Regions from separate parts of the Mus musculus genome. Here region 1 is linked to region 2. A link is a loop called in an ENCODE intact Hi-C map of the cell type or tissue named here. Cell type or tissue: left cerebral cortex. All regions are shown on one strand. Links, peaks and the distances in the headings refer to the core of each region. The heading gives the core; the rest is flanking DNA.

Region 1 (5,387 bases), core at 253-5,252, 740 kb after region 2:
TTGGTGTGGTCATGGTGTCTCTTCCCAGCATCAAAACACTAACTAGGACAGGAGGGAATGACGAGAAGGAAATGAATGGAAGTAAACTGAATGTAAAATCTTTTGAGGCAGGTAACAGATTCAAAAGTATTTGGGAAATAATAAAAGCAGAAATAATTGGACATACCTGGTGAAAATGATCAGATGTTTTGGATGCTGTTATCTGAGATAGAATTCAAAGAAATGTCTGGAAAGAGTAGAGAAGAGAATTTTCTATGAAATGAGGAACTGTTAATGTGACAAGCAAGGCTCCTTGTGAACAAGGGATGAAAGGTCAGAGCCCACAATAGAGTTCCTTCTATTGCTGTGCTAAAACACCATGACCCAAAGCAACTTGGGATGAGTTGGCTTAGATATTTGGCTTAGATATTTTGAATCACAGTTCATCTTGGGAAACCAAGGCAGATACTCAAGGCTGGATCTGAAGCAGAGACCATACAACAGTGATTCTCAAGCTTCCTTTTAATACAGTTTCTCATGCTGTGGTAACCCACAACCAATAAACTTTTCTTTGCTACTTCATAATGTAGCTTTGTTACTGTTTTGAATCATAATGTAAATATCTGTGTTTTCCTGATGGACTTAGATGATGGTTATAAAAGATTCAACCCACAGGTTGAGAAGCACAGCCATGAAGGAATGCTTCTTACTTGCTTGCTCCCCATGGCTTGCTCAGCCTGCCATTGTATACAACTGTGACACCAGTTCATGTGTGTCAATAGGCTCAGTGAGATGGGTCCTCTCCCATCACTTTCAATGAAATGTATGCCTACAGACAGTCTAATAGAAGCATTTTCTTAACTGATGATTTCCTTCCCAGATCTGTTCAGGTTTGTGTCAAACTGACAAAAACCACAACCAGTAAAGACTGACATGTGTCTACAGCTCAGTGTCACTTCCATTGAAATATTTCATTTACATGTCTTCATTTAGGAAACACTTGAGGAATGGGAATGAAAGGAAAGGAGAAAGTGGCAACCAGTAGAAGAACAGAGGAAAGAAAGAAACGGGCAGTGGATGCAGAGATATGAGTCGTTAGAAATAAGAGAGTATGTGACTTCATAAAATGTAAACCCTTTTGCTGAATGTCTGAATGTGCATATGTATGTGTGAGAGTATATGTGCACATACATGGGCATGTGTGCACCTCTCTGGGTGCCTATGAGTATATGTATATGTTTATGTTTGTGTACCTGTGTATATGTACATATCTGTGTGTCTGTGTCCCTGTGAGTATGTGTATATGTCTGTATATGTGTCTGTGTGCGTGTATGTGTGCATTTCTGCATGTGTACAACCTCACATATACATTCAAGTATGAATGCTGGAACTAGAAGCTGATTCCAGCTATCCTCCACTATTGTTCTCCACCCTCATTTTTTGAGACAGGATCTCTTACTGAATGTGGAGCTCATTGATCATTTAGGCTGGCAGGTCAGTGAGCCCCAAGGTAGGCATCTGTTTCTTCCTTCCCAGAACTGAGTTTGTATCGCCCATCTTCCCCAGCTCTTTCACATGGATACCTAGGACCCACCTCAGGTCCTCATGGTTCTGTGACTTTAATCGACTCTTTTTTGTTCCCCTCCAGCAACTGAGTCATCTTCCTCCCATTTCCAATCCCTATTTTTTGTAAAATGAAATTCAGCACCTCTAAGGTTCAGAAACACCTCGACTATAATTGCTCAAGATAATTAAATATCACCCACTGTCCTTAACATACAATGACCTTTTTAGTCTTCAAAACTGTTAAGTGTTCCCTCAACAGAGTACTGTTAAAGGAGCTACTTTTTCCTAAACAACTGACTTTAAAAATATTCTCCTTCTGAAGAGAAAAAGCTTCTTAGAGCAACTTAGAAAGAACATATAGACAACTTTACTGTGTTTCATGTCAACAAAGAGTTGTACAAAACTGTCAGGAACTCAATGAACTCACTCCCAAGAACTCACTCGAGGCATTTCGAGGAGAGATCATGACCAAGACTTTCACAGCCCTCTGGGGAATTCTGGAGGACACTATGATGCCAACCTCTTCCTGACCTCAATAACACTTTGCCTTCCTGGGATCAATAAAGCAAGGGGAAACCTTCAGCAAGAATCTGGGTTGAATTTAATACTGCCCTCTGAGAATGTTCTCTTTCCAGTCCACAGAGAAGGTCTCACCAAGTTCATTTTCACATAAACGCTCTTCCTCCTAGGTTCTTTTTCAGCACACAAAAGCTTGCGATTCGAGCAGCCCCTCTTTCAGCAAAGACCTCATGGGTGACTGAAAGCAATCAGGAGGAGTGCTCATTAAATTGCGAAGTAGTTAATTATTTGGCCTTAGATCCGCAGGATAAGCTTCTTATTGACACCAGCATAGCTCATTCTTCCTGGTGACTTTCCAATCTGTAAGAGAATGCTCCTTTCTGGGGACTTTTCCCCCCAATACATTTCCCCTTCTACTCTACTTTCTGTCCTCTGTCCCTGCCTGAAGATTTCTCTGAAGTATCCGTTATCAGCAGTGGACCTTGTTACCATTTAGACTGCAATATGCCAAGTCAAATGCAAATGTTCTAAACACCCACTGTTTGAATTGTCTTGTGACTAACACTTCTGGCACTGAAGACTAAAATAGGTGATCTTCAGAGAAAGTTTGATGGAGCTAAATATGGAGCACTTTGGGAAATCTGTGTAAATACAAATAAATTAATTAGAAAAGAACTTGGGAGGCAGAGGCAGGTGAATTTCTGAGTTCGAGGCCAGCCTAGTCTACAGAGTGAGTTCTAGGACAGCCAGGACTACACAGAGAAACCCTGTCTCAAAAGACCAAAAAAAAAAAAAAAAAAAAAAAAAAAAAAAAAAAAAAAAAACAAACAAAAGAAAAGAAAAGAAAAGAAAAGAAAAGAAAAGAAAAGAAAAGAACTTAGAACCTTTAAGAGGTATTAGGATTGGCAAGTAAGAGTTGCCCGCACTAAGCCACTCTTAATTTGGAATCAGGCTCTCCTTTATAAAACTTTATATAGCTGGACATTGATGGTAAGGTGCTATGCTCTAAGTCACTGCGGAGCTGTCAGAGATTTCCTATCATGTGACTTGACCTGTATTATTGTGGAAATTAAAGAAGTCATTGTGAAAATGAGTAAAGTCAGACTCAGAAAGACAAATATTGTTTTCTGTGTCTGATAGGCTTTATGTAGATGCATAAAATCCTCATGACATAAAAGTAAAAGTGAAACTGTCTATGGAAGCAGAGATGACTGATGGGATGGAGAGGGAGAAAAGGAGAGAGAATAGGGCTAGTACATAAGGGGAGGGGGAGGACATGTTCCATGTATAGTGTAGGCTGTGTCAACATGTTTGTGTAATACTTTTCAGTTAAGCTATTTTATCATGAAGGAAAGCCCCTAAGACCCACTAAGTAAACAATTCAGAAAGCTTAGGAAATCTCTGAAATTGGGCAGATGCATAAGGTAACTCACTCTTCAAGGTTTACGTAGTAGTGTGGACTACCAAGGAAACTCAAATCAGCCATACTGCTTCGAATATTCAATACTAGCTGAATTTCCTTTTTTTTTTTTTTTTTGTTTTTTTTTTTTGTTTTTTTTTCTTTCCATTTTTTATTAGGTATTTAGCTCATTTACATTTCCAATGCTATACCAAAAGTCCCCCATACCCACCCACCCCCACTCCCCTACCCGCCCACTCCCCCTTTTTGGCCCTGGCGTTCCCCTGTTCTGGGGCATATAAAGTTTGTGTGTCCAGTGGACCTCTCTTTCCGGTGATGGCCGACTAGGCCATCCTTTGATACATATGCAGCTAAAGTCAAGAGCTCCGGGGTACTGGTTAGTTCATAATGTTGATCCACCTATAGGGTTGCAGATCCCTTTAGCTCCTTGGGTACTTTCTCTAGCTCCTCCATTGGGAGCCCTGTGATCCATCCATTAGCTGACTGTGGGCATCCACTTCTGTGTTTGCTAGGCCCCGGCATAGTCTCACAAGAGACAGCTACATCTGGGTCCTTTCGATAAAATCTTGCTAGTGTATGCAATGGTGTCAGCATTTGAATTTCCTGAAAGATACTCTTGTTACCTGCTCAGCTGTCTTCAAATACCGCAATATGATGTAGGATTCCCACTTTCACAAGCAGTAGGAACCCATGATGTGCTGGTCTGTTGGTAATGCACCTGCCTTCGAGTCATTTCAGCTTCTGTAAGCAATCCCTCAGTCACTGATACACAATAGGGTAACCCCAACAAACATATCAGTTCATCAAGTGGTATTTCGTCAGTATTTCTTTACTTTGGTCTCTCTTGACTTTCTTCACTGTGATAAATAGACATTTGTGTTGTACCCCATTAGAAAAAGTGTCACATAACACACACACATTATATATATTATATATTATATGCATATACATATACACTGTTGAATGAAATTTATTTTTACAACACTGAGTAGTTACGATAAATGTGTTAATGCCAAATAATTAAATAGCTAATATATTAGCTGTTTTTGAAGTGATTATTGTTGAGTCAAGCTGTAGATTGAGTAAAGTCAAAATATAAGGCAGATTTCTAAAAAAGAAAGATCATGAGATGTGTACATCTCCTTTTATTTCTACAAGTTCAGATGTTGATTTCTCTAAATGATTCAACTAGAGATGAATCACTGGTTGATAGCATTTGCTGTGCAAACATGAGGACCTCAGTTTCACCCTCAAACACCTACACAAATGTTAGGCATGGTCTCATTCACTTCACTAAGTCAACTAATGTGGAAGACAGAGACAATAGCTCTCTGGAGCTTGTTGGGCATAAGCTTATTTTGAGATTCAGTAAAAAACCCTGTCTCAACTGAGTAGGTGAGAGAATAAGAGAGGCCTCTCCATGTACATACCTCCACACATGTGTTCACATACTTACATATACATCACATAAACACACTCACAACCACCAGAATAATTTTTTGACCTCACCAAACTAAGCTAAGCTATCTAAGCTATTGTATGGAATCTTCTAACTGGAGAATACTTTTTTAACTGAATCTTATTCTCTTTGAATAGTTATTGGGCCAGAGTTGATAGAGTTCAGGGATCTGTAGGTCACAAGTGTTTGGGTGGGTATTTCAAGTTTGGCATCTGTCTTAATTTGGGTTTTATTGCTACAAAGAGACACCATGACTAGGGCAACTCTTATAAAGAAAAAACACTTAGTTTGGCGCTGGCTTCCAGTTTTAGAGGTTTAGTTCATTATCATTATAATGAGAAACGTGGATGCATGCTGGCAGACATGATGTTGGAGCAGGAGCTGAGAGGTCCAAATCTTGATCCACAGGCAACAGAAGGAGAATATTTGTCACACTGGACATAG
Region 2 (5,387 bases), core at 273-5,272:
TAAAGGCCGCCTCATGAAGGCATGCCTGTTTGATTTGCTTTGAGGAAAGCCAGGCAGGAGGCACCTGGGGAGAACTGCTCAACCAGGGGTGGAGAGGCATGCATTTGAAACAGACTCTCCTGATGTTCACCACCATTTACTCCAGGCAGGCTTCTGTCCCATCTTCCCGTCTATTCCTCGAAGTACTGGGATCATAGAGTGTAACTCTAATACACGCAGCCATGTCTGTTGTTACCTGGGTGTTGGGGATCTGAACTCAGGTCGTCTTACCCATATGGCAGGTGTGCACTGTGTTATCTCCATAGTCCTTGAGAAGTTTCCTATGATCTCCTCCCTCTTGCAGTGTCATCATTATGTTGCATGTAGTTTTAAAAAATCATGCTACCACCTTAGCCTGGGAGCATGGGTGGGGACTGATCGCGATCGATCCTGGAGCGGAGCTGGGTGGGACAAAAGGGAGCCAGAAGGGGCCAGAGCATGGTAGCTCCCGGGCAAAGGCGATAGAGTATGTTTTAAAAAACTACACGCAACATCATTAAGTTCTTTCACTTGGGTACACCTTAATTTGGTCCTACTCCACTGTATGCACTCTGAGGACATGGTGCCCATGCTTTTTCCTTCCCTGTTTAACATGGTATTTGTTGATGTGCACATATAGCCATTGGGAAAATGTCCTGATGCCTCTATTTCAGATATAGCCAGAGGATTCTGACTGAGGTTTCAGAGTTGTATTGTCACAAAGGAGCACTTTAACCATTGGGAAATACAAATGCCAGTAAGCAGCTGTAGTTTCCTTGGTTACTTCATAGCTGACTCCCAGAATACCGAGTCAGGATGAACCTAAGTACAAGACGGGTGAATTTGCCTGATCTTCTCCTCCCTCCAGCTTATGCTTGCTTGCTTGCTTAGTGCTGCTTTTAACAGGTCCTTGATTAATGTCTAAAGGGAGGAGGGGATAAAACGTAGAAAGAATACTATGTGAAGTGGTGCATGCCTGTGATTCTGTCCCAGTATTCCAGAGGCTGAGCAGGGTTACAAACTAAACCAACAAACCATCCAAACAACCAAATAACAACTGTGCCTTAGGTAAGTATGTGCCCTGGAAACCCACAGACCTGTATCTGGATCCCAGTTCTGATTACCAGCTCTAAGACCACAAACAGGATACTTTCTGTGTGACACTGTCCCTAAGGAGATAAGAATAAATGTGTATTCACCCCAGGGAACCAATGACAGGCCAAAATATGGATACCACAAAAGTCTAACTTGGCGAACAGGGTGTGTGTGTATGAGAGAGGTTACTTACAGGAGCAGAAATGACTCAAAGACAACAAGCACCACCAAACCCAGCCGAGCATGGGTGACAGCTCTGAAAAGCTGGCAATAGGGAGTTTAACAGCAGCTTAACAGGTTGAAAAGTATGTTTTCTGGGCAGCTCAGTTGTTCTGAGTGTCTTCCAGGCAACTCAGATGGTCTCTGTCTCTTCTAGGTAGCTAAGCTAGTCTGAGAGTGTATCTAAGCAGTCCTTAATGCTGATATATACTTAGAAATGGAGGTACCTAGTGAATCTTCTCAGTTTCAGGGACTTCCTGAAACTGGTGAGTTATTTACTTCCTTAGCTTAAGGAGCTTCCCTGTAGGATGGAATGTTTAAACTCCCATTAGAACACCACACTTCTTAATGAACTTTCCTACAAGAGGGAATGTTTTATCTTGGAAAAAATTGTCACACAATACTGTTCAACCCTCTTAGGCTTAGCTTTGTCAGTCTAAAAGAGTGGGGACTATTCAGATTATTATTATTGTTGTTGTTGTAAGAAGAAAGTGAAAAAAATGAGGTATCAGGTCCTTGACATATGATCAATTAAATGATCATCTTTGTTATAAACATCTGTAAAGACAGCAGAATAAACCTCAAAATTTATGTGCTGATTCCCTGGTCCTAGTGTATTAGTCAGGGTTCTCTAAAGGAACAGAATTTATAGGCTGAATCTCCCTTTCTCTATAAAGAGAATTTATTAGAATAGATTACAGGTTGTGGTTTGGTTAGTCCAACAATGGCTATCTATTAACAGAAGGTTCAAGAATCCAGATGTTCTTCAGTCTGAGAGGCTGGATGTCTTTGTTGCTCTTCAGTATACACTAGAGTCCTGAAGAACTAGGCTCTAATACCAGTAAGGAATGGACTTGCAAGGGGGAGCAAACAATCAAAGAGCGAGAGAGCAAGCTTCCTTCTTCCACATAGAATGCTAGCACAATGTATGGTCCAGATTAAAAGTTGATCTTTCTACTTCAAAAACCTGGATTAAAGGTGGATCTTCCTACATCGGATTATAACTGTGCCTTCCCACTTCAAATGATTTAATTAAGAAAAAAAATCCCTCACAGCTCTGTCCAGCCATGTGGTTCTTAGCTAATTCCAGATGTGGTCAAATTCACAATGAAGAATAACCATCCTACATAGCGATTATATTTGGAAATAAGGTCTTCAAAGAAGCACAGCATTTCTAGTATCTTCTGTGAATATGACTCCAGGAACCTCATGGGCACCAAAATCTTTGGATGTTTAAATCCCCTTTATAAATGGTGTAGAGTATGCATGTAACCTGTACACTCCCATATGCATAACTCTAGAGATAACAAATAATCTCTACATTACTTATAATACCAAGTATGATGTAAGTGTCATGCAGATTTTTGTTAAACTGTTAGTCAGGGAATAATTACAAGGAAAAACATCTGCATGAGTTGTAATCTTTTTCTGAAAAAATGTCTTCTATGTATTTGTGTGGGGGAAGGGAAGGAAGTGGGGAAGGGGAGGCACAGAACAGCACAAGTTGGAGGCCAGAGGACAAGAGACTGGGAAGGCTTCATGGAGTTATCCTGGGGTAAGAAGGAAAACAGTTTCATTATGTTCTCCTAAAAGAAGTTAGGAGGTTACTGTTTTTGAAACATTGAACTTTAATTTCATCTTTTAGAAGAGCAAATCCCTTCCCATAACATGACAGGAGCCAACTTTTGCCTAACAAAACACAGCCAGTTTAATGGCTTAAAATAGCAGTGATTATTTGTCCAGGGAGCTGGTGTCTGTTTAGCTTGGATAGCATGTCTCTTCTTGACCCATTTATCAGCCAGGTGGACCGTATTAACAGATGGAGGAATGGCTTGTAGGAAGATAGACCCACATGCCTGGCAGTCCCCGGAGCCCTCCTCCTGGGAGCCTCCTCAGGCTTCTTAGGGTTTTCCCCTGGTATGACAGCTGGCTTCCAAGAGTGGGAGCTCAAGAGCCAGCAAAGCAATGGGAGCTGCTGGTAACGGAGGCCTAGACTTGGAAGTGAGTGCTGCAATCGGAGTGCTGTAAGTGAAGCTGCAGGGCAAAGGTCTCAGCTCTGGAAGTCCAAAAGAAGGAGGCAGGCCGATGAGTTTCAATTCACCAGTTAGAGACAAGCGATGTGAAAATAAGAAAAGATTTGTTTAGTGTCTCCTGGGGGGAGGACTAGTGACCCCATGCTTCCCTTACAGGAGCACTGGGTTTAAGTAGAGACAATGCTGCGGTGGGTTAAACAGCCTTCTCAAGGTAGCATCTGCTTGGTCATTAGCTCAGGTCTGGCTCTTCCAGGGGGATTGAAGAAACTGGGATTACCATGATCACTTGAGGGGAGCAATCTGGTTCCCACGAGACCTTACTTTCTAGTCCAGGGTGCGACCTTACCTTGATAGATTGATTATTGCATTCATTTTGTGAATGGTCTTGACTGTAAGGCTCTTTATAGTTTGGAGGCAGCTTTAGTCCCTTGTCACTAAGGTCCTTATAGGTCATTTCTGTTGTTCTTGGAATCCAAGGTGACTTCAGGATAGAATGGCTCAAGAGGAAACACGAAAGAGGCAAAGGTGGAACTAGAGAGGGCAGTGTAGCTAGTACCTGGCTTCCAAGGTAAGACCCAGAACCCTGTCTTCTGATGCCAGGCATGCCGGTTAATGTGGGGAGCGTGCTTTTTTTCCCCCTTTCTCTTTCTGTGTACCAAATTTTGTTTGTGAACATAGTGCACATGGGCCATGGTGTGTGTGGAGGTCAGAGGACAACCTCGGGTGTCAGTCCTTGCCTTCTCCCTTGTTTGAGACTGAGTCTCTCTTGTACTTTTTGCTGTATTCAAAAAGAAGGTGGATGCTTCCTGTGGAATGGCTCTTGAGGATATCCTGTGTCAGATACATACAAACACACTCACCTATACATATTAGGGTGATTGACAACTTGACAGCTATATACCATTAGCTTCTGAGATTCTCCCATCTTTGTCTTCCATCTCCCTGTAGGAGTACTGAGATTACAGGTGCTTCCACTACTGTGTCTTGGCTTTTGCGATGGTTCTAGGGAATCAAAACAGGTCCGCAGGCTTGCACAGCAAGTGCTTGTACCCATGGGGCCATCTCTCCAGCATAGGTCTTTTCCACCTAGAAGAGCAGATAGGATAAACTGCCTATATTTAGAGACATTTTGGAATTAAAAGTAACATACTAGGCTGGGGAGGTAGTTTAGTTCATAGAGCGTTGCCTTGCAAGCACAAAGACCTGAGTTCAACCCTCAGCACATTCATGCAAATGAGCTGGGAATGGTGGCACATGCTTGTAATTTTAGCTCTGGGGACAGACCAAGCAGATCCTAGGGGCTCACTGAGAACTATCCTAGGCTAGTTGGCAAGTTCTAAGCCAATGAGAGACCCTGTCTCAAAAAGAAGGTGGATGCTTCCTGTGGAATGGCTCTTGAGGATATCCTGTGTCAGATACATACAAACACACTCACCTATACATATTAGGGTGATTGACAACTTGACAGGATCTAGAATCATCAAAGAGATGAACTTCCAGGTACTCCTGTGAGGGATATTGTCCATTAGGTTAGCCTCTGGGCATGCTTGTAAGGGACTCTTGATTAGGCTACTAGAAGTGGGAAGACTCACTGGAATTCTGAGCAGTTCCAGTCCATGATCTGAATAATAAGGAGAAAGTGAGCTGAGCACTAATATTTAGCTACATCTGCTTCCTGATTATGCAGTGTGACCAGATACCTCCTGCCCCTCCTGCCCTGCCATCCGTCCTCATGACAAACTGTACCCCAAATGGTGATCCCAAATAAACCTTTCTTTATGCTGCTTTTGTTGGGTATTTCCTAACAGTAAAGAGAGTCTGGTTTTGTTAGGGAATGGTAGGCTAGGCCTAGTGAATTGCATTTGAAGAATTGCTGGATGAGGTGATGGTAAGGTAGGAAAGGAGGCTCCCCCTGTTACTTGGCCCTGACAGAAGGGAATATAGTACAGAAACAGAGCAGACTCAGGAACTCTCTAGGAGAAAATGCTTCCCCCCTTACGTTAGTGGACCCAATGTTGTATG

The links. Peaks named below come from ENCODE experiments on the same cell type or tissue, not always from the same donor. Only the 100,000 strongest peaks of a DNase experiment are listed, where the experiment ranks them.
Region 1: it touches region 2 in a loop (3-fold over the local background); 5 of 42 quality-filtered maps call a loop at or near these places.

The regions. Positions count from the first base shown.
Region 1 is chr1:122,337,670-122,343,056 of GRCm38, forward strand. No RefSeq gene overlaps it. Among named protein-coding and RNA genes, the nearest start is that of Gm28590, 140 kb to the left of the region's middle. In left cerebral cortex, for the core only: no CTCF peak of the experiment used is centred there; a DNase peak (open chromatin) is centred at 2,604.
Region 2 is chr1:121,602,062-121,607,448 of GRCm38, forward strand. No RefSeq gene overlaps it. Among named protein-coding and RNA genes, the nearest start is that of Ddx18, 37 kb to the left of the region's middle. In left cerebral cortex, for the core only: a CTCF peak has its summit at 3,276; a DNase peak (open chromatin) is centred at 3,275.